3 separate regions of the Homo sapiens genome follow, and all the other regions are linked to region 3. A link is an interaction called in ENCODE POLR2A ChIA-PET data of the cell type or tissue named here. Cell type or tissue: GM12878. All regions are shown on one strand.

Region 1 (8,000 bases), 380 kb after region 3:
TTGCCCAGGCTCGTCTCAAACTCCTGACCTCAAAGCAATCCACCTGTCTCAGCCTCCCGATGTGCTGGGATTACAGGTGTGAGCCACTGCACTGTACCGGGCCTTAAATGGATTTTTAAACCAAAGATTTATGAATGCAAATGAATTAGTAGCATGTATGCTGTTCTTTTTGAGGAGGGGACCTTTTTTTTTTAATTAATTTTTGTTTTTTGAGATGGAGTCTCGCTCTGTCGCCCAGGCTGGAGTGCAGTGGCGCCATCTCGGCCCACTGCAAGCTCTGCCTCCCGGGTTCACGCCATTCTCCTGACTCAGTCTCCCGAGTAGCTAGGATTGCAGGCACGCGCCACCACGCCCGGCTAATTTTTTGTATTTTTTTTTAGTAGAGACGGGATTTCACCGTGTTAGCCAGGATGGTCTCAATCTCCTGACCTCGTGATCTGCGAGGAGGGGACCTTTCTTCTGCCGCTTGTCTGAGAGAGGTTTCTGAAGCAGAATGTGAGGTTGAGGTCTGCACATAAAGAGCTGCTGTGACTGGGACATATCTTTAGATGTTACAGCTAGCTTTAATTTGCTGGCCTCTACCAGTGTTTACTTAAGCTTATTAACATGCTATGTTTAGAGGCTCACTTAGAACCCCTTTTGTACTCTGGGTCTCTTAAAGCATTGCTGTGATTGGTCTTTATCTTTGGCATTTCCTAGTAGCTTGTCTGTTGTGTATCCAGAACACAGTTACTCTTGTTACAGTCCCATCACATTTTAAGAAGGTGCAGGAGAGAGACAACAAAATGAGGATGTGACTTTTTTTTTTTTTTTTTTTTTTTGAGATGGAGTCTCGCTCTGTCACCCAGGCTGGGGTGCAATGGCGTGATCTTGGCTCACTGCAACTTCCACCTCCTAAGTTCAAGCGATTCTCCCACCCCAGCCTCCCGAGTAGCTGGGATTACAGGCACCCACCATCACGTCTGGCTAATTTTTGTATTTTTGTAGGGCAGAGTTTCACCATGTTGGCCAGGCTGGTCTTGAACTCCTGACCTCAGGTGATCCACCCACCTCGGTCTCCCAAAGTGCTGGGATTACAGGTGTGAGCCACTGTCCCTGGCCGACAATGTGACTCTTGAGACTAAAAGAACAGTTGGGTATGCCATTTCTGGAGAGGACTCCTACATGTGAAAGGCACAGATACTGTTAAGTCCCCAGAAACTTGGATAGTCTGGCATTGGAGTTCACAGAATTGTTTGGGGAAATGAGCTTCCTTGGTAGGTAATTAGAGATTTAAAATGAAATTTGGGCTTCACATTCTAGTAGTGTCATATTGAGTATGAGTGTTGACATTTCGCTTAGAAATGTGGAAGAGTGACTGACTGTTCAGTTAACAAACATTTTAAATGTTTAAGAAAGGGAGGAGGATCATTAGCTCAAGTCAGAAAAATCAAATCTGAAATATTTAGTTTCTCTTTTATTGTATTGAATAATGGGACAAAAATGACATATCATTAACTGAGATTTTTATGCATTTTGAGGTATTAGGAGATAGGAGTACAAAAAAAAACCCATCAGAATTCAGGTAGGTAGCTCTTAATTTTCAGTGTTTTGTATCCTCAGTCATATTTTGCCGTAACTGTGAATATGCCCTCTTACATCTTAAAAAAAAAAAAAAAAGATGGAGATAGATGTAGATACCTTGTCACCATAGTATTCCAAGGTTTTCATACTTTTTTTTTTTTCAGGTACCAGAGAATTTATGGTGGCCATATCAGAGGTCTTCCAGCCTAGATTACTTCTGGTCACTGATCTGTTATTGTCTCTAGCATAATAATAGAAATGTCAGGCCGTTCCTTCCAATAGCTTGTGTTTTCATTAGTCTCAACCTCATCTGTGAATGAGTGATTTGGGGGAAGAATGTGAGAGTCAACAAGCATGTATCCTGACAGGATCAGAAAAGAACAGGTTTGGGTAACTTTTTGGTTTGACTTGTACTCTGAGATCAGAGGAGGGTAAATGAACACTGGAAATGTGTGAACTCCAAGCTCCCTCTCCCACCTAACATGAAGAGATAGTTCAAGGAGGCCTACATAACTGCTGAGCTCTTTCAGTTTTTTTTTTTTTTTTTTTTTTTTGCTGGGGAATCGGGGGTTGTTGGGCTGGACAGGGTCTCCCTCTGTTGCCCAGGCTGGAGTGCAGTGGCACAATCATAGCTCACTGCAGCCTCTACCTCCTGGGCTCCAGCAGTCCTCTTGCCTCAGTCTTCCAAGTAGCTGGGACTAGAGGCACATGCCACTGGGCCCAGCCTATTTGCAAAACTTTTGTAGAGACAGAATCTCAATATGTTGCCCAGGCTGGTCTCAAACTCCTCATCTCTAACAGCCCTCCCGGCTTGGTCTCCTAAAGTGCTAGGATTACAGGCATGACCCACTGCACCTTGACTGCTTTGTGGTTTTTAACAATCTGTGAATCTACATAGTCTATGAATTAGGAATATTGTTTTGGAGCAGTCCACAAGCTGAGTCCCAAGTAGAGATCTCTGTTGGGATCTGCTTTTTGCAGTCACTAGTCTCAGTGAACCATACTGTATTTCTAGGAGGTTATTATAGAATTTGTTATTTCACAAATGAAATGTAAAAATTTTATTTTTGTCCGCCCCCCCAAAAAAATAAATAAATAAAAATGACCCAAAAAAGTGATTAAGGATATACAGCAATTCTGAGTTAGAAGGTTAGGATTTGAGTAAAAAATAATAGAAACAAGAAATGGAAGATGGGGAGCCCATTTAAGTAGAGATATTTGTTCTGTTAAAAAAAATCTACACATCTGATTTCTTTTCTTTTTTTTTTTTTTGAGACGGAGTCTCGCTCTGTCGCCCAGGCTGGAGTACAGTGGCGCGATCTCGGCTCACTGCAAGCTCCACCTCCCGGGTTCACGCCAGTCTCCTGCCTCAGCCTCCCGAGTAGCTGGGACTACAGGCGCCCGCCACCATGCCCACCTAATTTTTTGTATTTTTAGTAGAGACCGGGTTTCACCGTTTTAGCCAGGATGGTCTCAATCTCCTGACCTCGTGATCCGCCCGCCTCGGTCTCCCAAAGTGCTGGGATTACAGGCGTGAGCCACCGCGCCCGGCTACACATCAGATTTCTAATGAAATCTGTTGAGTGAATGTTCCTGATGATAGTCTTTGCAGGGTTCTTGTCTTTGTGAGCCGAGAAGACTCCCAAGGATGCCTTGGTTTATTTACTTCCCCTCTCTTTACCTTTAGTTTTTATCTGCCCTAATTGTATGGTTGAGTGCTTTCTCTCCACTGTTAGCAGCTAGCTGATTTCATTTCTGGTTTTTTTGCAAGCAACAACTGTCACTGCATGATATAGGTTGGGTTAATTTTTCCTTTGAATTTACCGGTGACTTGGGCTCATTAACCAGGCGGTCACAAGTGCTGTACAGTAACAGGCTTTCTGTCCCTGTAGAATGGGATGCTTTGTTTTGAAGTGCCCTTGAGACAATCTTAATCTGTAATAACAAAGGAACCTAGAAATCATGTCTTTGAAAATAGACATGTGGTCATTATTTATGATTATAGCAAACTTTAATTTACTGGTACTAATAGTGAGGCTCCATGGTATAGTTAATCACAAAAGTTTATGTTTGGTTCTGGAATTTCTCACGATGTTTCTGGACACCAATTGCTATTCCAGGGATATTTTATTTAGACTGATCATTTAATTGGATTTTAGTCCCTGACAGAGTGGAGGGACAGTTCACAAAAGGGGAAAAAAAAATCAATGGATATATAAAATTTCACTCTCACAAATAAGAAAAGAATTCAAATATATGTAAATGGAAATTATTTACTAATTTCTATCTTAAGTTTTTTTTTTGGCGGGGGACAGGATCTCACTGTCGCCCAGGCTCGAGAGCAGTGGTGTGATCATGGCTTATTGCAACCTCAACCTCTGGGCTCAAGCCATCCTCCCACCTCAGCCTCTCAGGTAGTGGGGACTACAGGTGTGTGTCACCACACCTGGTTAATTGTTTTGTATTTTTCGTAGAAACAAGGTTTCACCATGTTGCCCAGGCTGGTCTTGAACTCCTGGGCTCCAGCAGTCCACCCACCTTGGCCTCCCAAAGTGCTGGGATTACAGGTGTGAGCCTCCACACCTGGCCTTAAGTATTTTTAATGATCATAATTAATTCTGGGGAAAATATGGAAAAATGGGCATATGGCTGATAGGAACATAAATTGGACAGCCTTTCTAGCAAGTAGTTTGGTAACATATTTTAAGCCACTTAAGAAGCTTTTCCAGGGCTGGGGGAAATGGAGAAAGAATACTAATGGGTATGGGTTTCTTTTGGAGTGATGAAAATGTTCTGAAATTACATAAGGCTATTAGTCGTACAGCATTGTGATTTTTTTTTCATCTCTGCTGCTGGCAGATGAATTGAAAGAGAATTTTATCGTATACAAACCATTATCTCAATAAAGCTATTTTCTTACTTTTTTTTTTTTGAAACGGAGTCTTACTCTGTGGCCCAGACTGGAGTGCAGTGGCATGATCTCAGCTCACTGCAACCTCTGCCTCCCAGATTCAAGCAGTTCTCCTGCCTCAGCCTCCCAAGTAGCTGGGACTACCGGCGTGCACCACCATGTCTTGGCTGATTTTTGTATTTTTAGTAGAGATGGAGTTTCACCATGTTGGCCAAAGTGGTCTTGAACTCTTGACCTCAAGTGACCCACCTGCCTCGGCCTCCCAAAGGCTGGGATTACAGGTGTGAGCTACGGTGCCCGACCAATAAAGCTATTTGTTTAAAATAGTTAATGCCTTTGACCCAGTAACATGCTCAGTGATGTATAGTTCAGCTTTTATTACATCAAAAAATTGGAAACTTTTGGCTGGGCGCAGTGGCTCATGCCTATAATTCTCAGCACTTTGGGAGGCCGAGGCAGGCAGGTCACCTAAGGTCGGGAATTCAAGACCAGCCTGACCAACAATGGAGAAACCCCATCTCTACTAAAAATGCCAAATCAGCCGGGCATGGTGGCGCATGCCTGTAATCCCAGCTACCTTGGGAGGCTGAGGCAGGAGAATCCGTTGAACCTGGGAGGCAGAGGTTGTGGTGACCCGAGATCGCGCCACTGCACTCCAGCCTGGGCAACAAGAGCAAGACTCCGTCTCAAAAAAAAAAAAAAAAAAAAAGTTGGAACCTTCTTAGTTTATTTTTCGTTTATTTTTCTTTTCTTTTTTTTTTTTGAGAGAGTCTCGCTCTGTCTGTTGCCCAGGCTGGAGTGCAGTGGCGCGATCTCGGCTCACTGCAAGCTCCGCCTCTCAGGTTCACGCCATTCTCCTGCCTCAGCCTCCCGAGTAGCTGGGACTCCAGGCGCCCACCACCACTCCCGGCTAATTTTTTGTATTTTTTAGTAGAGCCAGGGTTTCACCGTGTTAGCCAGGATGGTCTCGATCTCCTGATCTCGTGATCTGCCTGCCTCAGCCTCCCAAAGTGTTGGGATTACAGGCTTGAGCCACCGTCTTAGTTTATTTTATTTTATTTGAGATGGAGTCTTCCTGTGTTGCCCAGGCTGGAGTGCAGTGGCACAATCTCAGCTCACTGCAACCTCCGCCTCCCGGATTCAAGCAGTTCTCCTGCCTCAGCCTCCTGAGTAGCTGGGATTACGGGCACCCGCCACCATGCCTAGCTAATTTTTGTATTTTTAGGTAGAGATGGGGTTTCACCATGTTGGCCAGGCTGGTCTTGAACTCCTGATGTCAAGTGATCTACCTGCTTCAGCCTCCCAAAGTGCTGGAATTACAGGTTTGAGCCACTGCGCCTGGCCCATTCATTGTTTTTTTTGAGAGAAGGTTTCACTCTGTCACCCAGGCTAGATTGCAGTGGTGTGATCATGGCTCACTGTACCCTGGAACTCCTGAGCTCAAGTGATCATTCCACCTCATGGCTGATGAGACCACAGGAGTTCATCACCACATCAGGCTAATTGTCTATGTATTATGTGAAAAAGTTTTAAAACCATAGTGTTTTTATATGTGAATTTTTTAATGAAGAGAATAGCCTGTCTTCACACTTTTTAGAGTACATATGTGGATAATGGATCATTTTAAAAATATTTTATTATGGAAAGCTTAAAACATGTGTAAGTAGGCAGAATAATATTGTGTGCCACCATGTACATAATATTATTTTTTTCAATTCCTGGCCAATTTTGTGTCTTCCATACCCCAGTTCTTTTCTACGTCTTCCTTATTGTTTGACACAAATTATTGATGTGTCATATCATTTAATCTAGGTATTTCAGTATATTTTTCTGAAAAAGAGACTTTAAGAAACATCTGCCATCATTATCACATGCAAAAAATTAATGATTCTAGTCAGTGTTCACATTTCCAATTTTCTTATAAATGTCATAAATGATACTTTTTTTTTTCTTTTCGAGACAGGGTCTTGCTCTGTCTCCCAAGCTGGAGTGCAGTGGCACAATCAGAGCTCACTGCAACCTCAACCTTCTGGCTCTAGCAATCCTCCCACCTCAGCTTCCCAAGTAAATGGGAGTACAAGCGTGCACCACCACACCTAGCTAATGTTTTTCTTTTCAGTAGAGATGAGGTCTTGCTGTGTTGCCTAAGCTGGTCTCAAACTCTTTGACTCAAGTGATCCTCCTGCCTCGGCCTCCCAAAGTATTGGGATTACAGGCTTTAGGTACCACATGTGGCCTGTTGTGTGTGGTTTTATTTGTTGTTTTTTTTTTAAACTCTTTTTTTCCCCACAAACCAATTTGTTAGTGTTTAGGTGGTTTTTTCTGTTTTGCTTTTTTGTTTTTTGAGATAGGGTCTCGCTCTGTCACCCAGGCTGGGGTACAGTGGCACGATAACGGCTCGCTGCAACCTCAGTTTCCCGGACTCAAGCTGTCATCCCACCTCAGCCTGTTGAGTAGCTGGGATTACAGGTGCCCGCCACTATGCCCAGCTAATTTTTTGTATTTTTAGTAGAGACGGGGTTTCGCCATGTTGGCCAGGCTTGTCTCGAACTCCTGACCTCAGGTGATCCACCTGCCTTGGCTTCCCAAAGTGCTGGGATTACAGACGTGAGCCACCATGCCTGTACTTTTTTTTCGATAAACATGAATTCATGTTAGTTGTATAATTTTTTTTTTTTTTTTTTGAGACGGAGCCTTACTCTGTCACCCAGGCTGGAATGCAATGGCACAATCTCAGCTCACTGCAACCTCTGCCTCCTGGGTTCAAGCGATTGTCCTGCCTCAGCCTCCTGAGTAGCTGAGATTACAGGCATACACCACCACGCCCGGCTAATTTTGTATTTTTAATAGACATGGAGTTTCTCCATGTTAGCTAGGCTGGTCTCAAACTCCCGATCTCAGGTTATCCACCCACCTAAGGCTCCCAAAGTGCTGGGATTATAGGCATGAGCCACTGTGCCCAGCCAACAACCCTATTTCAATTTTTCCAGCCTACCACCTAAAGGATACTGTGACTATATGTAAGATTAAAGAATAAAAGCAGTTTAACAGAAATAAGCCTCTAGAGCTGCCTCAGGCCATTGATCTTCTCTCTAAAGCCAGTGCATCATCCCAACAAACAAGCACATTTAACAAGGCCAAGGAGAAGAGCTCTAGGGTTTCTTGCTCCCCAGTGCTGCTGCTTCCCTTCCCCAGCAGCAGCACATGGCATCGCTGTTTTCTCCAGAGTACTTGAAAGGGCTCTCTAGGGAGGCTTGCCAGACTGTTGGCAATTTCCCCTTCCCAGAGCACGATTACTAACACAAATAGAAACTAGGGTAGGGAAAGGATATTAAGCTCTCCTAAGAAGGTTGGTTTTCCAGAGATGATGGCAATAAAAACATATCCCTTATAATAAACTGGTAAACATTAAAAAAAAAAGACTGTTTTCTAAGACCTGGACTATTTAAATTGCTTGTTACAGCCCTTACCTTCCATTCTTATAAGCTATGCTTCAATTCAATTCAACATACCTTTGAGTACCTGT
Region 2 (8,000 bases), 430 kb after region 3:
GGTAAGGGGACATCCAGGGGCTCCACGGGCACTTCTCCTATCCCATAATCGGAGTATAGCAGCACCGAGGCCAGTCGCGGACAACAGCTGTAACAGCTGGTGGCGTAACGCACTAGCTGCTGTTTGACCGGGTTGTACTGGCTTCCATCCAGGGTCTGGAAATCTGTCAACACGACTTCTGGCGGGTGGGCGAGATTCTGGACTGAGGTGGGCAGGGGAGGGAGAAAGGTGCTCTTGGTTCGGATATTGGTCAGTAGGATTCTGACGTCCAAGTGCCTGTGGACGTCGGCGCCAGCATAGAGGTGCGTGATGAAATCAAGAACCTCAAACGTGGCCTGCACGGGGCTGGACTGGGGCTGAGCCGGGCCCTCCAGGCTCATGCCCGGCTGCAGGTGAACATAGAGTGTGTGATTCACCAGCCGGGCCGCCGAGGTCAGGATGGAGGCCAGGCGAGGGGCTAGGGAGGCCAGCGGCGTCGTCAGCACCAGGAGACCCGACCGGAATACGGCCATGCTGCCCAGGCCTGCGGACAGTCAGGGAGACGAGGCGACGGTGACTGAAGGGCCTGCGGCCGAGGCAGAGGCCTGTATGGGACCTTGGACCCCAGAGAAGGAGGCCTGGAGCAGGGACGGGGTTTCAGTGCTGACCGACAGGAGCCGGGGGAGGGGACGGGGCCTGGTAGACGGCGCCTCGGGGCTGTGCTCTAAGCCTTGGTGTCCTCATTTCTCAGACGGGGCGGTGACTTCGCTGAACTGAGTCGAAATCCTGGGAGGGGGAAACTGGACAGGAACCCTTGTCACAGGGCTGGGGATCCAAAAATCCTGGGCCCTCTTGCTAAGCTGCACCAGGGTCTTCAAGGAATCGAAGAGGGAGGCTAAAGGGGGACGCTAAAGCTCACGTCGGCCCCCTACTCACTGAAACCTCAAGGCTTGGGTTCCACTTGCACCACCGCGGAGGCTTCCCTGGCTGCAACCCGGAAGCACTAACGGAGAAACCGCAACTCGGAACTACGGAAACGGAGGAAGGTCAAACGTCTCGACTTCGCTTCAGCGCGGGATTCTCGCGAGATTTCCAGTGGCATGGGCTGTGTCCTGCTGATGGGGTGGGGCTGATCCCGAAGGCTCTGGGAGTGGGTGAAGCCTTGATGCCGATCGGACCCCCGCTGGGACCGGGCGGAGAAAGGCAAGGCAGGTTTCAAAGCCCATTTCACAGATTCCCTTCTGGCCTGATGAGGAGAGATTAGTTTCAGCCAGGCCACCCAAGAGGCATCGGCAAAGCCAGAACTAACACCCAGATTTCCTTCATTCCAGGGACAGAGGTGGGGAATCACAGGGCTGCGCTGTATTAGCCCTCCTAGTACCCTCTCAGTCCGAGGATTCTCACATGGGAGGCTACTGGACAGGTCTGTCCACGTACCCATTTCACAGATGGAAAAACTGAGGCCTTGTGTGTACCTGGCTGCTGTAGGAGGCTCTCGCACCACCCAGATCCTCTGATGCGCTTGTTTGCGGGGTCTCTGTGGACAGGAGAAAAAGGCAAAGGCTGATTGGGCGCGGTGGCTCACGCCTGTAATCCCAGCACTTTGGGATGCCGAGGTGGGCAGAGCATCTGAGGTCGGGAGTTCGAGACCAACCTGACCAATATGGAGAAACCTTGTCTCTACTAAAAATACAAAATTAGACGAGCGTGGTGGCGCATGGCTGTAATCCCAGCTACTCAGGAGGCTGAGGCAGGAGAATCGCCTGAACCCGTGGGCGGAGGTCGCGGTGAGCCAAGATTGTGCCATTGCACTCCAACCTGGGCAACAAGAGCGAAACTCCCGGCCGGGCGCGGTGGCTGACGCCTGTAATCCCAGCACTTTGGGAGGCCGAGGCGGGCGGATCACGAGGTCAGGAGATCGAGACCATCCTGGCTAACACGGTGAAACCCCGTCTCTACTAAAAATACAAAAAAAAATTAGCCGGGCATGGTGGCAGACGCCTGTAGTCCCAGCTACTCGGGAGGCTGAGGCAGGAGAATGGCGTGAACCCGGGAGGAAGAGCTTGCAGTGAGCCGAGATCGCACCACTACACTCCAGCCTGGGTGACAGAGTGAGACTCCGTCTCAAAAAAAAAAAAAAAAAAAAAAAAGCGAAACTCCCTCTGGAAAAAAAAAAAGAAAAAAGAAAAAGGCAAAGGCTGGATACCTAGTGTGGGAGATTTACTGCGAAGCTAATGGGCGCTTGAAAGGCTGAGTGTGGAGGGGAAGCCAGGTTGCTATTAGAATACATCTCAGGTAAGTTGTGCATGGAGATCAAAAGGGAGAGAAGCCAGTCTCCAAGATTCCAGTAATGTGCCGTGGTATCCGAAACTTAAAAAAAAAAACAAAACTCACTTTTATATGTAATTTTGTGTTTATCTTTTGTATTCTTGAAGACGGTCTCCAAAAGCAAATAAGCCCCCAGCCCCACAAAACCTGGGCTTATGATGGAGAAAAGGAGATGCTATTTTAGATAAGGTGATTCAGGAAAACAGCAAAGACCTGGAGGAAGAGATACAGTCAAGGAGGGAAGAGTTGTAGAGCCACAAAGGTATTAAGGGACCAGGCTTCTCACAGGAGACATGTTAGATTTAAAGATAGGGTCTGATTTGAAGACACAAACAGCAAAGGCTGCCAGAGAATGTCCCAAGACATCTGGACACACAGTCTGACACACCACATACAGAGTCATTTTTATTGAGTAAATGTGTATTTTACTGCCTCCCACAGGGATGGACCAGTGAACAAAACAATGTCCCTGCCATCCTGGGGTATAGAGTACTGTGTGTCTTGGGGTTGCAGACAGGAATCATGCCACCATAAATAAATCTATAATACATGGCCAGGCGCGGTGGCTCACGCCTGTAATCCCAGCACTTTGGGAAGCTGAGGCAGGCAGATCACCTGAGGTCAGGAGTTCAAGACTAGCCTGGCCAACATAGTGAAACCCCGTCTCTACTAAAAATACAAAAAATTAGCTGGGTGTGGTGGCGGTACTTGTGATTCCAGCTACTCAGGAGGCTGAGGCAGGAGAATCGCTTGAACCTGGGAGGCAGAGATTGCAATGAGCCGAGATCACGCCACTGCACTCCAGCCTGGGTGACAGAGAGACTCCGTCTCCAAAAAAAATAAAAATTAAATTAAAAAACCCAAATCCATAATATATCTACTGGTGATAAAGGATAAGAACAAAAGTAAAGCAGAGTAAGGGAGCTATAGTGGAGAAGCTGAGAGGCTATTTTAGATAAGGTGGTTCAGGAAAACAGCAAAAATCTGAAGGAAGACATAGAATCAGAGATCAGGGAATGTGACCCAGAGGGGGCCAAGTACAAAGGCCCTGAGGCAGGAGGGCTGAACTGGGTGATGTAGATGGAGATTGGTGGGAGATGAGATCAGAAAGGGGGCAGGAACCAGATCAAAGAAGGTCTTGGAGAGCTTTGGGGAGAACCTTGGTGCTATGGTTCGAATGTCCCTGCCACAACTCATGTTGAAATAAAAAATTCAATTGCTACTGTCTTAAGAGATGGGACTTTTTTTCTCTTTGAGACAGGGTCTCACTCTTGTCCCCCAGGCTGGAGTGCAGTGGGTTGATCATGGCTCACAGCAGCCTCAACTGCCTGGGCTCAAGCAGTCCTCTGCCTTGGCCTCCTGAGCAGCTGGAACTACAGATGTGTGCCACCACACCTGGCTAATTAAAAAAAAAATTTTTTTTTTCATACAGACAGGATCTTGCTGTGTTGCCTGGGCTGGTTTCCAACTCCTGAACTCAAGCAGTCCTCCCACTTCAGCCTCCCAAAGTGTTGGGATTACAGGCCTGAGCCACTGCACTGGGCAGGGTGGGGCCTTTAAGAGGTAATTAGGTCAGCTGGGCGAGGTGGCTCACTCCTGTAATCTCAGCACTTTGGGAAGCCAAAGTGGTGGATCTCAGGTGGATCACCTGAGATCAGGAGTTTGCGACCAGCCCAACCAACGTGGTGAAACCCCGTCTCTACTAAAAGTACAAAAATTAGCGGGGTGTGGTGGCATGCGCCTAAAATCCCAGCTTCTCAAGAGGCCGAGGCAGGAGAAAAAAAAAAAAGATAATTAGATCATGAGGGCTCTGCCCTCTTGAATAGATAAATACTGTTATCATGGGAGTGGCTCCTGATGGATGGACGACATTTGGCCCAATTTCGTGTCTCTCATTTGCTTCCACCTTCTGCCCTTCCATCCTGGGACAGCCCTTTGCCAGATACTGCATGAAGTTCTTGCACTTTCCAGCCCCTAAAACTGTGAAGCTCTGAGCAAAATAAACTTTGCTTCTTTTGTTTTGTTTTAAGACAGAGTCTCACTGTCACCCAGGTTGGAGTGCAACGGCATGATCTCGGCTCACTGCAACCTCTGCCTCCCAGGTTCAAGTGATTCTCCTGCTTCAGCCTCCTGAGTAGCTGGGATTACAGGCACCCACCACCACGCCCAGCTAATTTTTCTATTTTTAGTAGAGACAGGCTTTCACCAGGTTGGCCAGGCTGGTCTTGAACTCCTGACCTCAGGTGATCCACCCGCCTCGGCCTCCCAAAGTGCTGGGATTAAAGACATGAGCCACCGCACCCGGCCGAGTCTCACTCTTTACCCAGGCTGGAGTGCAGTGGAGAAATCTCAGCTCACTGCAACCTTCGTCTCCCGGGTTCAAGCGATTCTCCTGCCTCAGCCTCCCGAGTAGCTGGGATTACAGGCACAAACTACCACGCCCAGCTAATTTTTGTATTTTTAGTAGAGACGGGGTTTTACCATGTTGGCCAGGCTGGTCTCGAACTCCTGATCTCAAGTGATTCACCGGCCTTGGGCTCCCAAAGTGTTGGGATTACAGGCGTAGCCACCACACCTGGCCTCTTTCTTTCTTTTATGAGACAGGGTCTCCCTCTCTTGCCCAGGCTGGAATGCAGTGGTGTGCCCACAGCTTACTGTGGCCTCAACCTCCTGGGCTCAAACAGTCTTCCCATGTCAGCCTCCCAAGAAGCTGGGACTACAGATGTGTGCAACCACACCCAACTATTTTTTTTGTTTTTTCGTAGAGACGGGGTCTCACTTTGTTGCCCAGGCTCCCTTTTTTATTTTAAATTTTTTTTAATTTTATTATTATTATTTTGAGATGGAGTTTCACTCTTGTTGCCCAGGCTAGAGTACAATGGCGCAATCTCCACTCACTGCAGCGTACGCCTCCGGGGTTCAAGCAATTCCCCTGCCTCAGCCGCCTGAGTAGCTGGGATTACAGGCACGTGCCACCACGCCTGGCTAATTTTTTGGGTTTTTAGTAGAGACAAGGTTTCACCCTGTTGGCCAGGCTGGTCTTGAACTCCTGACCTCAGGTGATCCACCCGCCTCGGCCTCCCAAAGTGCTGGGATTACAGGCATGAGCCACCACGCCCGGCCAATTTTTATTTTTTTGAGACAAAGTCTCTGTTGCCCAGGCTGGAGTGCAGTGTCCCAATCTTGGCTCACTGCAGCCTCCACCTCCCTGGTTCAAGAGATTCTCCTTTGTCAGCCTCTGGAGCAGCTGCGATTACAGGCGCCCACCACCATGCCTGGCTAATTTTTATATTTTTAGTAGACACAGGGTTTCACCATATTGGCCAGGTTGGTCTCAAACTCCTGACCTCAAGCAATAACGTCCGCCTCAGCCTCACAAAGTGCTGTGATTATAGGCATGAGCCATCACGCCCGGCCCTGTCATTTTTAAAAGATCATTTTAAATGCACTGTGCTAATTTTACTGCTGATGGGCAAGAGTGGAATCAAGAAAACTAGTTAGGAGGCTACTGCTGTAATTGAAGGGAAAGATGACAGTGTGCAGTCTCGAATAGGGTGATTTTGGAATATGCTTTGATGAGCAAAGGTAGAGCTGTCAGTATTTGCTGCTGAATTGGTTGAAAGGTGAGAGAGACTGGAGTCAAGGACTACTCCAGGGTTTTTAAAACCAGTATTGGGAAAAATGGAGTTGTCATACAGTAAAGTAGAGAAGACTGGGGGAGGAGCCGGTAGGAGGACTGGAAATGTGGAATTGGGGTTTAGACACATTAAGTTCATTGCATCAGGTGGACGTGTTGTATTGAGTAGGCAGTTGGAGATACAGACCTGGAGTCTGTGGGAGACAGTGGGGTTTCTTTGGTGGGGGGGTCATCGGCATCTAAGTGCTATTCGAAGTCATGGGACTGCAGAAGATTATATTAACAATGTGAATATTCACAAGCTTGAAAAAATGAATGTACGGAAGAGAGGGGGTCACACTTTACCTCTTATTATCCCACCCCCAGGGGTGACCTTGTGAGCCACACCACACAGGTACACACATGCACGCATATGTACACACACTGTCACAGAGGGGCAAAGGGGGTTGGCGAGAGCGGGACTGAGAGCAGATCCCAGGCCTCAGAAACCCATGCCACCTGGGCCCCCTCCCTGTGGCCTTCCTGGATGCTGTAGGGATAGCAGATCTGTCTGGGTCAGCAGGTCAGGGCGACTGGCAGGAGGGGGTGGCTGGGAGGCCTCTTCCTCCAAGAGCAGGGGCAGCACATCATCCAACAGGCAGAGAAGACCCTCATCCGAGGTAGGGGCAGGTCAGGGTGGAGTGCCTGCCTCCTTCCCCCAGTGCCCCACACAAAGCTCCAAGAGCTCCAACAGGCTCCTGTCTGTTTCCACTTCCCAGGCTTTCTGTGGTCATGTCCCTGCCCACTCCAAAGGGCCATCCCCCTCAGCCTTGCCTCCCTCTCAGACCCAGCTGAATCCCTGCCTCGGTACCGCCCCCTCCTGGGGCACTCCTGCCCCCTTCCTCTGCTGCATCCTCACCTAGCCTCCTATCTGTTCACACCTCCCCTGCACCAGACCTCCACAGAAGTTCAGACAGTGGCTCTACAACCCTACTGGCCCCTATCAATGACTCCTGCCCCCCTGGGACCCTCCACTGGGCTCAGGAAAGACGGGCCATTGTAGCAAAGTAGCCAGTCCTGTAGCCCCAGCTGGACCTCCTGGTGAGGCAGCTTGCCAGATGGTGGGGATCGCTCAGTCCTCTGGGGCAGAACAGGGTGAGTGGGGCTGTCTCCCTTTGATTCACTTAGCCCTCTTTCTTCTTTACACATTTGCAAAATGTGACAGTAGTCATATTACTATTCATTCTAATAACAGTCCTTGCTGGCTATTAAACCTCTATACTAGCACTTTCAGGCATTATCTCCACCATTACTAAAACCGATTAGATAGGTATTATTATACCCATTTTACAGATAAGAAAGACTCAGAGGGCCGGTCGCGGTGGCTCATGCCTGTATGCCCAGCAATCTGAGAGGCCGAGGCGGGCGGATCACCTAAGGTCGAGAGTTTGAGACCAGCCTGACCAACATGGAGAAACCCCGTCTCTACCGAACATACAAAATTAGCCGGTATCCCAGCTACTTGGGAGGCTGAGGCAGGAGAATCACTTGAATCTGGGAAGCGGAGATTGTGGTGAGCCGAGATTGCCCCATTGCACTCCAGCCTAGGCAACAAGAGCGAAACTCTGTCTCAGAAAATAAAAAAAAAAGAAAGAAAGAAAGAAAAGAAAGACTGAGAGAAAGCAAGGAACTTGCCTGAGGTCTCATGGCTAATGGGGTCCAAGTCACAACCTGACTCTACCCCAAGCCAATTCCCACCTAACTCCTCCTGCAGATGCCCCTTGGTTATCCAGAGACTGTGTCTGGCCTTTAATATGGACTTGAGGTGTGATCCTGGGCTGGCTTCTTTCTGGACCTTGGTTTCTGAGTTTTTCGGTTGGTTGGTTCATTTGATTAATTGACAGGGTCTCACTCTGTCACCCAGGCTGGAGTGCAGTGGCCCCATCATGCTCACTGCACCCTCCAACTCCTGGGCTCAAGGAATGGTGCCACTGTGCTGATTTTTAAATTTTCTTTATTTTTGTAGAGATGGGGGTCTCACTGTGTTGCTCTGGCTGGTCTCCAACTCCGGGGCTTG
Region 3 (8,000 bases):
AGGAGCTCAAGACCAGCCTGGCCAACATGGTGAAATCCCATCTGTACTAAAAATACAAAAATTAGCTGGCCATGGTGGTGGATGCCTGTAATCTCAACTACTCGGGAGGCTGAGGCAGGAGAATTGCTTGAACCCTGGAGGCGGAGGTTGCAGTGAGCCAAGATCATGCCACTGCACTCCAGCCTGGGTGACAAACTGAGACTTTGTCTCAAAAAAAAAAAAAATCTGATATCGTAAACTCCAGCCCAGCCAGAAAAACAGCCACAGCACAGGGGTAGAGAAACATGCAGGGGAGGTTGTAACTGTATCTCTACCAAGAGATTTACCTGTCTACCCAGGTCTTACCTAAATAAATACAGTATTAAAGTCAGTCTGGATTCCTGGCATGTTTATCAAAAGGTAGTGAGTAGTAGGAAAAAGCTAGATTACGGCCAGGTGCGGTGGCTCACGCCTGTAATCCCAGCACTTTGGGAGGCCAAGGTGGGCAGATCACCTGAGGTTGGGAGTTCGAGACCAGCCTGACCAACATGGAGAAACCCCATCTCTCCTGAAAATACAAAATTAGCCCAGCATGGTGGCGCCTGCCTATAATCCCAGTTACTTGGGAGGCTGAGGCAGGAGAATTGCTTGAACCCAGGAGGCAGAGGCTGTGTTGAGCTGAGATTGTGCCATTGCACTCCAGCCTGGGCAACAAGAGCAAAACTCCACCTCAAAAACAAAATAAAACAAAACAAAAAAGCTAGATTACATTGTATGATGGGCCCAAGTAGAATTTTTTAAGTGATCAAATGAAGAAATTATTGTTATATTCTTATTTCTATTATTAATTACAATCACCAAAAAGAAATAGCTCAATTATCGTATTACAAAACTTTGGAATCTGTGTTTTCCATGTGTGAGCAAAGAAAGGTTCCTCATAGCAGTAAAATTTCCCTTTGATTTGGGCCAGCAGAGGGATTCTCAGTAAGGCCAAAGGAGAACTGAGCTGAGAGAGGATGCCCTGTGAATGCTGGAAGGGACAAGTTAACCTCGGGCAGTGGTGGAGGTTCCTCTGGGGTCTGCTCACCCGCTGTCTTTCCAACACCACGGACTGTGGCAGCGAGTCATAACTGCCCTCTTGATAGGCAAACGTTTCCAGGTCATCTAGCTGGGTCTTGAGCTGCAGTATCAGTTCTTTCTGCTTCTCCCTTTGGGTTTCCAGACGCTCTTGCTTTTCCTGCTCACTCTAAGGCAAGAAAATAATTGGGTCTATTATGCAGGCAAAGGGAAACTCAGGGCACATTAAGAATCTGCTCGAGCCAGTAATGACCAATAAAATATAAGATGTTTCCAATAATCCAAATGAAATACACAATTCATACGATAGATTCAAAAGTAAGAATAATTATTTCATCCTAGGCAATTTGTCAAATGGGTGTTTTCTTTAAGAAACTATCTGTCCCTCATTGGAAATAGGATATTAATACAATGAGGCTTTTTGTTAAGACTGCCTTTTTTCCCCCAAAGGTCTAGTTAGGGTAGAGACAATCTATCTCAGCCAAGATAGCCTCCCAGGAATTAAGACATGCCATTCTCCACAGCCAGTTACCATAACACAACTCCTGATTACTCTGTGCAGCCAAATTTTGCAAAAGAATCTGGGGTAAGGGTGTGGAGAGAGGCTTTAAAACTCATAACCAGCTGGCCGGGCCCGGTAGCTCACGCCTGTAATCCCAGCACTTTGGGAGGCCGAGGCGGGTGGATCACGAGGTCAGGAGATTGACCATCCTGGCTAACACAGTAAAACCCCGTCTCTACTAAAAATACAAAAAAAAAATTAGCCGGGTGTGGTGGCGGGCGCCTGTAGTCCCAGCTACTTGGGAGGCTGAAGCAGGAGGATGGCGTGAACCCGGGAGGCGGAGCTTGCAGTGAGCAGAGATCGCGCCACTGCACTCCAGCCTTGGTGACAGAGCGAGACTCCGTCTCAAAAAAAAAGAAAAAAACTCATAACCAGCTTTCCTAAGGTTCACCAAAGTCCCTTTGATGTACGATAGACCACTTCTGAAAAATCAAAAGAATCAAACGCACCAGGAGTGGTGTCTCACGCCTGTAACTGCAGCACTCTGGGAGGCCAAGGCAAAAGAATCACTTGAGCCCAGGAGTTCGAGACCACCCTGGGCAACACAGTGAGACTTCATCTCCACAAAAAAATTTTTAAAAATTAGCTGGGCATGGTGGTGCATGCCTGTAGTCCCAGCTACTTGAGTGGCCGAGGCGGGAGGATTGCTTAAGCACAAGAGGTCAAGGCTTCACAAGACCCTGTCTCAAAGAAAAAAAAAATTAGCCAGGCGTGGTGGCATGGTGGTCCCAGTCACACAAGAGGCTGGGACAAGATGATGGCTTGAGTCTAGGAGGTTGAGGCTGCATTGAGCTTTGTTTTCACCACTGCACTCCAGCCTGGGCAATAGGGCAAGACTCTGTCTCAAAAAACCAAAACCAAAAACAAAAGAGTAAAAGGCAAGTGCCTAGGCCAGTGAAAAAAAACCAAAAGCCACATAATGGGGATGTGAAGGTAACAACGTTTTTAAAAAAAAGTATCTGTAAGTTTTGCTGACTAGTGACTCCTTTTTCAACTGTTGGCCACCAGTAGTTTCTGCATTTCAACTAATAAAAATGCTTCAGGGTGGTAAAGTCTTGTCAACGTATTCTCAAACACTGGTTCTTCCTTGTCTTTCTTGAGTCTCAAAAACAAAAAGCAAAACCAGCAAATCATTTGTAGGGGCAAGGCTGCGTCTTAAACTAGAAGTCTACAGCGTATTACATTTAACCTTAAAACGGTACTTACCAAGCCCTGAAGAAGTAAGTAATGAGAGAGAAGAAATGAAAAAAAAAAAAAAAAGAAAACAACAAATTAACTTTTTGTTTAAGTATTTAAAATGCAATCCTCTTGCTTTAACTTTGCTCAACATGAAAGCAAGCCTTTTCTCAGGGCAGTCCCTCTGTAATCCTTTCAGAGCGCAGTTGCATACTGTTAGAACCCTATCCCACTTCCCCATTTGGTGAAGGCCTAGTTCTCCTTTAAGAGGCTTCCTGATTTCCCCAGGCATAACTAAACATTTCCTCTAGAGGTTGTTCACACTTCTAGTCTAGCTCATATCACATTATTTGTTTAGGATTCTGTCTCTTCTAGTCTATGAACTCCTTAAGGACAAAGGTTTTGACTTTGAACCACAAATGCCAGGCACAGTGTCTGGCACAAGATAAGTTCTCAACATGCATTTGTTGTATGTTACTGAACTGAATTAAGGAAAGTATGGCCGAACGCAGTGGCTCATGCCTGTAATCCCAGCACTTTGGGAGGCCAAAGCAGGCAGATCACCTGAGGTCAGGAGTTCGAGACCAGCCTGGCCAACATGGTGGAACCCCGTCTCTACAAAAACTAGCCCAGTGTGGTGGCACGTGCCTGTAATCCTAGCTACTTGGGAGGCTGAGGCAGGAGAATGGCTTGAACCCAGGAGGCGGAGGTTGGAGTGAGCCAAGACCGCAGCATTGCACTCCAGCCTGGGTGTCACAGCAAGACTCTGTGTCCAAAAAAAAAAAAAAAAAAAAAAAGAAAGAAAGAAAAAGAAAAAGAAAAGAATGACAAATTCCAAATAATGAACTCTGAGTGGAGAAAGTTGTCTAACCAGCCTAAGGAGAAAGAACTGTGGAAAAGTCTTTTGTTTTTGTTCTCACTGTTACCCAACTTTATGTCAGGGAAGAAAGAAATCAGCCATAAATTTTGATTCCATTTTCATGACCAAGTCTGTTGAACTCTGTCACTTGCCATGGTAGCTACGATATGCTATTTGCTGGAGTGTGGGCAAACAAGAGAGAACAATGAGCTCTGGTGCAAAGCAGGAAATAACATAAATCATTTCCAGTATGAAGTAAGATAAGAGAAAATATTGGTTTAAAATATTTGGGGTTGAGGTGGGTGGATCACTTGAGGTCAGGAGTTCGAGACCAGCCTGGCCAACATGGCAAAACCCTGTCTCTACTCAAAATACAAAATTTAGCCGGGGATAGTGGCACATGCCTGCAGTCCCAGCTACTAGGGAGGCTGAGGCAGCAGAACAGCTTGAACCTAGGAGGTGGAGGTTGCAGTGAGCTGAGATCATGCTACTGCACTCCAGCCTGGGTGACAGGGCCAGACTCTGTCTCAAAAAAAAAAAAAAAAAACTGGGGGCCAGGTGCAGTGGCTCATGCCTGTAATCCCAGCACTTAGGGAGGCTAAGGTGGGAGGGTGGCTTGAGCCCAGGAGTCAGAGACCAGCTGAGCAACATAGGGAGAGCCCCACCTCTACAGAAAAAATATATTTTTTAATTAGCTAGTCATGGTAGTGTGCGCCTGTGGTCCCAGCTACTTGGGAGGCTGAGCTGGGAGGATGGATTGAGCCCAGGAGGTTGAGGATGCAGTGAGTTGTGATCATGCTGCTGCACACCAGCCTGGGCAACAGAGTGGAAAATAAAAATTTAGGGCCGGGCACGGTGGCTCACACCTATAATCCCAGCACTTTGGGAGGCCGAGTCGGACAGATTATGAGGTCAGGCGTTCGAGGCCAGGAGTTCGAGACCAGCCTGGCCGACATGGCAAAACCCCATCTCTACTAAAAATACAAAAATTAGCCAGGCGTGGTGACGGGCACCTGTAGTCCCAGCTACTTGGGAAGCTGAGGCAGGAGAATCGCTTGAACCCAGGAGGCGGAGGTTGCTGTGAGCCAAGATGGTGCCACTGCATTCCAGCCTGGGCGACAGAGTGAGACTCTGTCTCAAGAAAAAAAAAAAAATTGGCGGGGTACAGTGGTTCATGCCTGTAATCCAGCACTTTGGGTGGCCAAGGTGGGTGGCTTGCTTGAGCCCAGGAGTTCAAGACCAGCCTGGGCAATATGGTGAAACCTCATCTCTACAAATACAAAAACTAGCTGAGCATGGTGATGCTCGCCTGTGGTCCCAGTTACTCGAGAGGCTGAGGTAGGAGGATCTACTGAGCCTGGGAGTCAAGGCTGCAGTGAGTCCTGATCATGCCAGTGCACTCTAGCCTGGCAACAGAGTGAGACTCTGTCTCAAAAAAAAAAAAAAAAAAAAGGAAAAAGAAAAAAAAAGGTAAGTGGTAAGAAGTAAATCATTCAGTTCAATGATATTCCCTACTCTGGTCCTACCTGTTCACCTGTCAATGTATTCAATGTATAAATACAAGATTACAACTTGTAGGTGGATTGAGCACTACTTTTTTTTTTTTTTTTTAAGGTGGTACAATGTTTCTTTTGCCTTTTTTTTTTGAGACAGGGTCTTGCTCTGTTACTCAGGCTGGAGTGCAGCGGTATGATCATAGCTCTCTGCAGCCTCCAACTCCTGGGCTCAAGTGATCCTCCTCCAGCCTTCGCCTCCCCAAGTGTTGGGATTACAGTCATGAGCCACTGCACACAGTCTTTTTTTTTTTTTCAGTTTTTAATTTTTTGTGTGTTTTTTTTTGAGACAGAGTTTCACTCTTGTTGCCCCAGGCTGGGGTGCGATGGCACGATCTTGGCTCACCGCAACCTCTGCCTCCCAGGTTCAAGCGATTCTCCTGCCTCAGCCTCCCGAGTAGCTGGGATTACAGGAATGTGCCACCATGTCTGGCTAGTTTTTTTTTTTTTTTTTTGTATTTTTAGTAGAGACGGGGTTTCATCATGTTGGTCAGGCTGGTCTCGAACTCCCAACCTCAGGTGATCCGCCCGCCTTGGCCTCCCAAAGTGCTAGGATTACAGGCGTGAGCCACTGCGCTGGGCTAGTTTTTAATTTTTATGGGTACATAGTATGTGTATATATTTATGGGGTACATGAAATGTTGCTACAGGCATGCAATGTGTCATAATCACATCATGGAAAATGGGGTTGGCCTACTGTTTCTAAAGGTGAAAATGAACAACAGAGTTTCCTATCATGTAGAACCTTTGGTGCTGTCCACCCCTTTCTAGCCCTTAAATCTGACAGTTTGAGGTGGCTGCTCCTTGTGTAAGGAGTTGCAGGTATGTGGAGAAGGGTGGAACAGTAAACACAGGATTGCACTGGAAACAGTTCAGACTAAAATAAACAAATCATTATCTGCTTGATAAATCTTCTTGGCTAAAACCAATGTAAGTGGGAAGAAAGCCACATGTAGATTGTAGTTTGAAGAATAAAATGGTGAAAAGGGATGGGGCATGGTGGCTCACTTCTCTAATCCCAGCACTTTGGTAGGCTGAGGAGGGCAGATCGCTTGAGCTCAGGAGTTCGAGACCAGCCTGGGCAATGTGGTGAAACCCCGCCTCAACAAAAAATAAACAAAATTAACTGGGTGTGGTGGCACACACCTGTAGTCCCAGATACTGGGGAAGCTGAGGCAGGAGGATTGCTTGAGCCCAGGAGGCAGAGGTTGCAGTAAGCAGAAATTGCGCCAATGCAGTCTGGCCTAGGTGACAGAGTGAGACTCTGTCTCAAAAAAAAAAAGTGAAAAGGCAGTGTACCTCAACACTTCCAATAAAGCCAGCACTTTGTGCACTTCCAGAGATGCAAAGCTTGTAAGGAAACGTTTACCTGGTGTCTTATACATAGTTTCACTACTTCTGGGGTAGGCACACTGAATCGATCTTGTCAGTTATCAGAGGACCTCATTCAGAATGCCTAATGATTAAGCAGGATGGAGGAAGAGTTTAAAAATTTCAACATTATAGCCTGCACGGTGGCACACGCCTGTAGTCCTGAGGCTGAGGCGGGAGGATGGCTTGAGACCAGGAGTTCGAGACCAGCCTGGGCAACATACCAAGACCCTCCCGTCTCTTAAAAAGGAAAAATTCCAACATTAGGAAATTTATCTAATCAAGAGTTGTGTTTATTTCAGTTACTAAGAGACCCTGCTGTTAATCCAAACTCCCACCCAAAGAAGTGTAAAGACTGCCTAGATTTCAGGAAAGCAGGGACAGGGAGTTAACCTAAATTTCCACGGATTCCAACTCACTTTCCTTTCCTTTGCCAATTTTCCCAATCCCCAGAGTCGGGGTCCTCTAGCAGCCAAAGTGTTCAAGACTGAGATACGTGAGGGAAAGGTGAGTGGGCGCAGCACTGCTCTTGGCTGCTCTGCTGCCCTCTCAACGACTCACTTCGCTCACCGCTCCTCTACCACTCACGTCATCACGCACCGACATCTCTCCACATCCTCCGTGCACACCGCTCACCCTCAGGTTCCCAGGCCTCTGTCCTCTTGCCCTTCAGCCGGCCCCGCACTCCAGTCCCCTGGTCTCCGACACACGTACTCACCGACCGAGTCGGGGAGGCTTCTCCCCGCATGCACCATCATCCGGGTCTGGATCGCCACCCACACGACCCCACTATTCCCATATTCCTCGCGGCCCGGCTCCAGCCACTCACCTGGTCCTCGCCCCGCAACCATGGCCGGTCCCCTGGCAGCCCATCGCCCTCATCGCTGGCGGGGTCGCCGGGCCCTTCGTAACCTAGGACGTGAGGGCAGCCGCGGAAGGCGAAGTCTTCGAGCTCCCGCAGAAGGCGCTGCTGCTCCGCCGGCGCCCCGCGCACCACCTGGCGCAGGCGGAACTGCACCTGCGCGAAGTGCGAGGACAGCGCCAGCAGCGCCGAGTCCAGCCGCCGCCGCTCTGCCCGCAGCCGCCGCAGCGTCCGGCCCGGCGAATCCGGCGGGGAGCCCGGGGCCGCGCCAGGCTCCTCGGCCGTCGCCTCTTCTAAAAACGCGGTTGCCCCAGGCCGGGCCTCCGCCACCGCCCCCACTGGGGCCCAGCGCACCGCCTCGCACGGTGGCAGCGGCTCCTCTTCCTCCTCCTCTTCGTCTTTCGCCTTTGGCCCAACAGCCGCCACCACCGTTACCGGCTCTGCAGCCGCTTCGACAGCCGCCATCTTCCCGGAAACACCACCGCACGTCAGCCGCGCCCCCCTGCTGCCATGGCAACGGCGCGGTGGCCTGGAACCCCAGGGGAGTGGTGGGCGGGGCCT

Evidence for each region. ChIA-PET counts read pairs that join two places held together with the same protein. Peaks named below come from ENCODE experiments on the same cell type or tissue, not always from the same donor. Only the 100,000 strongest peaks of a DNase experiment are listed, where the experiment ranks them.
Region 1: POLR2A ChIA-PET joins it to region 3 with 9 read pairs; 6 of 35 experiments call an interaction of 5 or more read pairs at or near these places.
Region 2: POLR2A ChIA-PET joins it to region 3 with 6 read pairs; 2 of 35 experiments call an interaction of 5 or more read pairs at or near these places.

The regions. Positions count from the first base shown.
Region 1 is chr17:42,598,812-42,606,811 of GRCh38, reverse strand. All of the region lies in intron 1 of RETREG3 (reticulophagy regulator family member 3), which reads left to right. Among named protein-coding and RNA genes, the nearest start is that of RETREG3, 6.6 kb to the left of the region's middle. In GM12878, no CTCF peak of the experiment used is centred here; a DNase peak (open chromatin) is centred at 3,334; H3K4me3 peaks cover 3,026 bases; H3K27ac peaks cover 446 bases.
Region 2 is chr17:42,555,135-42,563,134 of GRCh38, reverse strand. It overlaps HSD17B1 (hydroxysteroid 17-beta dehydrogenase 1), which reads right to left. Exons shown (of 6, transcript NM_000413.4): 6 at 7,921-8,000. COASY (Coenzyme A synthase) reads right to left here and starts at 987. Exons shown (of 9, transcript NM_025233.7): 1 at 1-987. The coding sequence starts at 512. RefSeq lists enhancers at 462-651, 662-911, 6,638-7,185. In GM12878, no CTCF peak of the experiment used is centred here; a DNase peak (open chromatin) is centred at 1,054; H3K4me3 peaks cover 2,537 bases; H3K27ac peaks cover 2,153 bases.
Region 3 is chr17:42,980,481-42,988,480 of GRCh38, reverse strand. It overlaps PTGES3L-AARSD1 (PTGES3L-AARSD1 readthrough), which reads left to right and starts at 7,953. Exons shown (of 17, transcript NM_001136042.2): 1 at 7,953-8,000. RUNDC1 (RUN domain containing 1) reads right to left here and starts at 7,916. Exons shown (of 5, transcript NM_173079.5): 1 at 7,407-7,916; 2 at 1,067-1,225. The coding sequence starts at 7,904. RefSeq lists a silencer at 7,600-7,849 and an enhancer at 7,920-7,989. In GM12878, a CTCF peak has its summit at 7,552; DNase peaks (open chromatin) are centred at 3,050, 7,160 and 7,970; H3K4me3 peaks cover 3,535 bases; H3K27ac peaks cover 2,900 bases.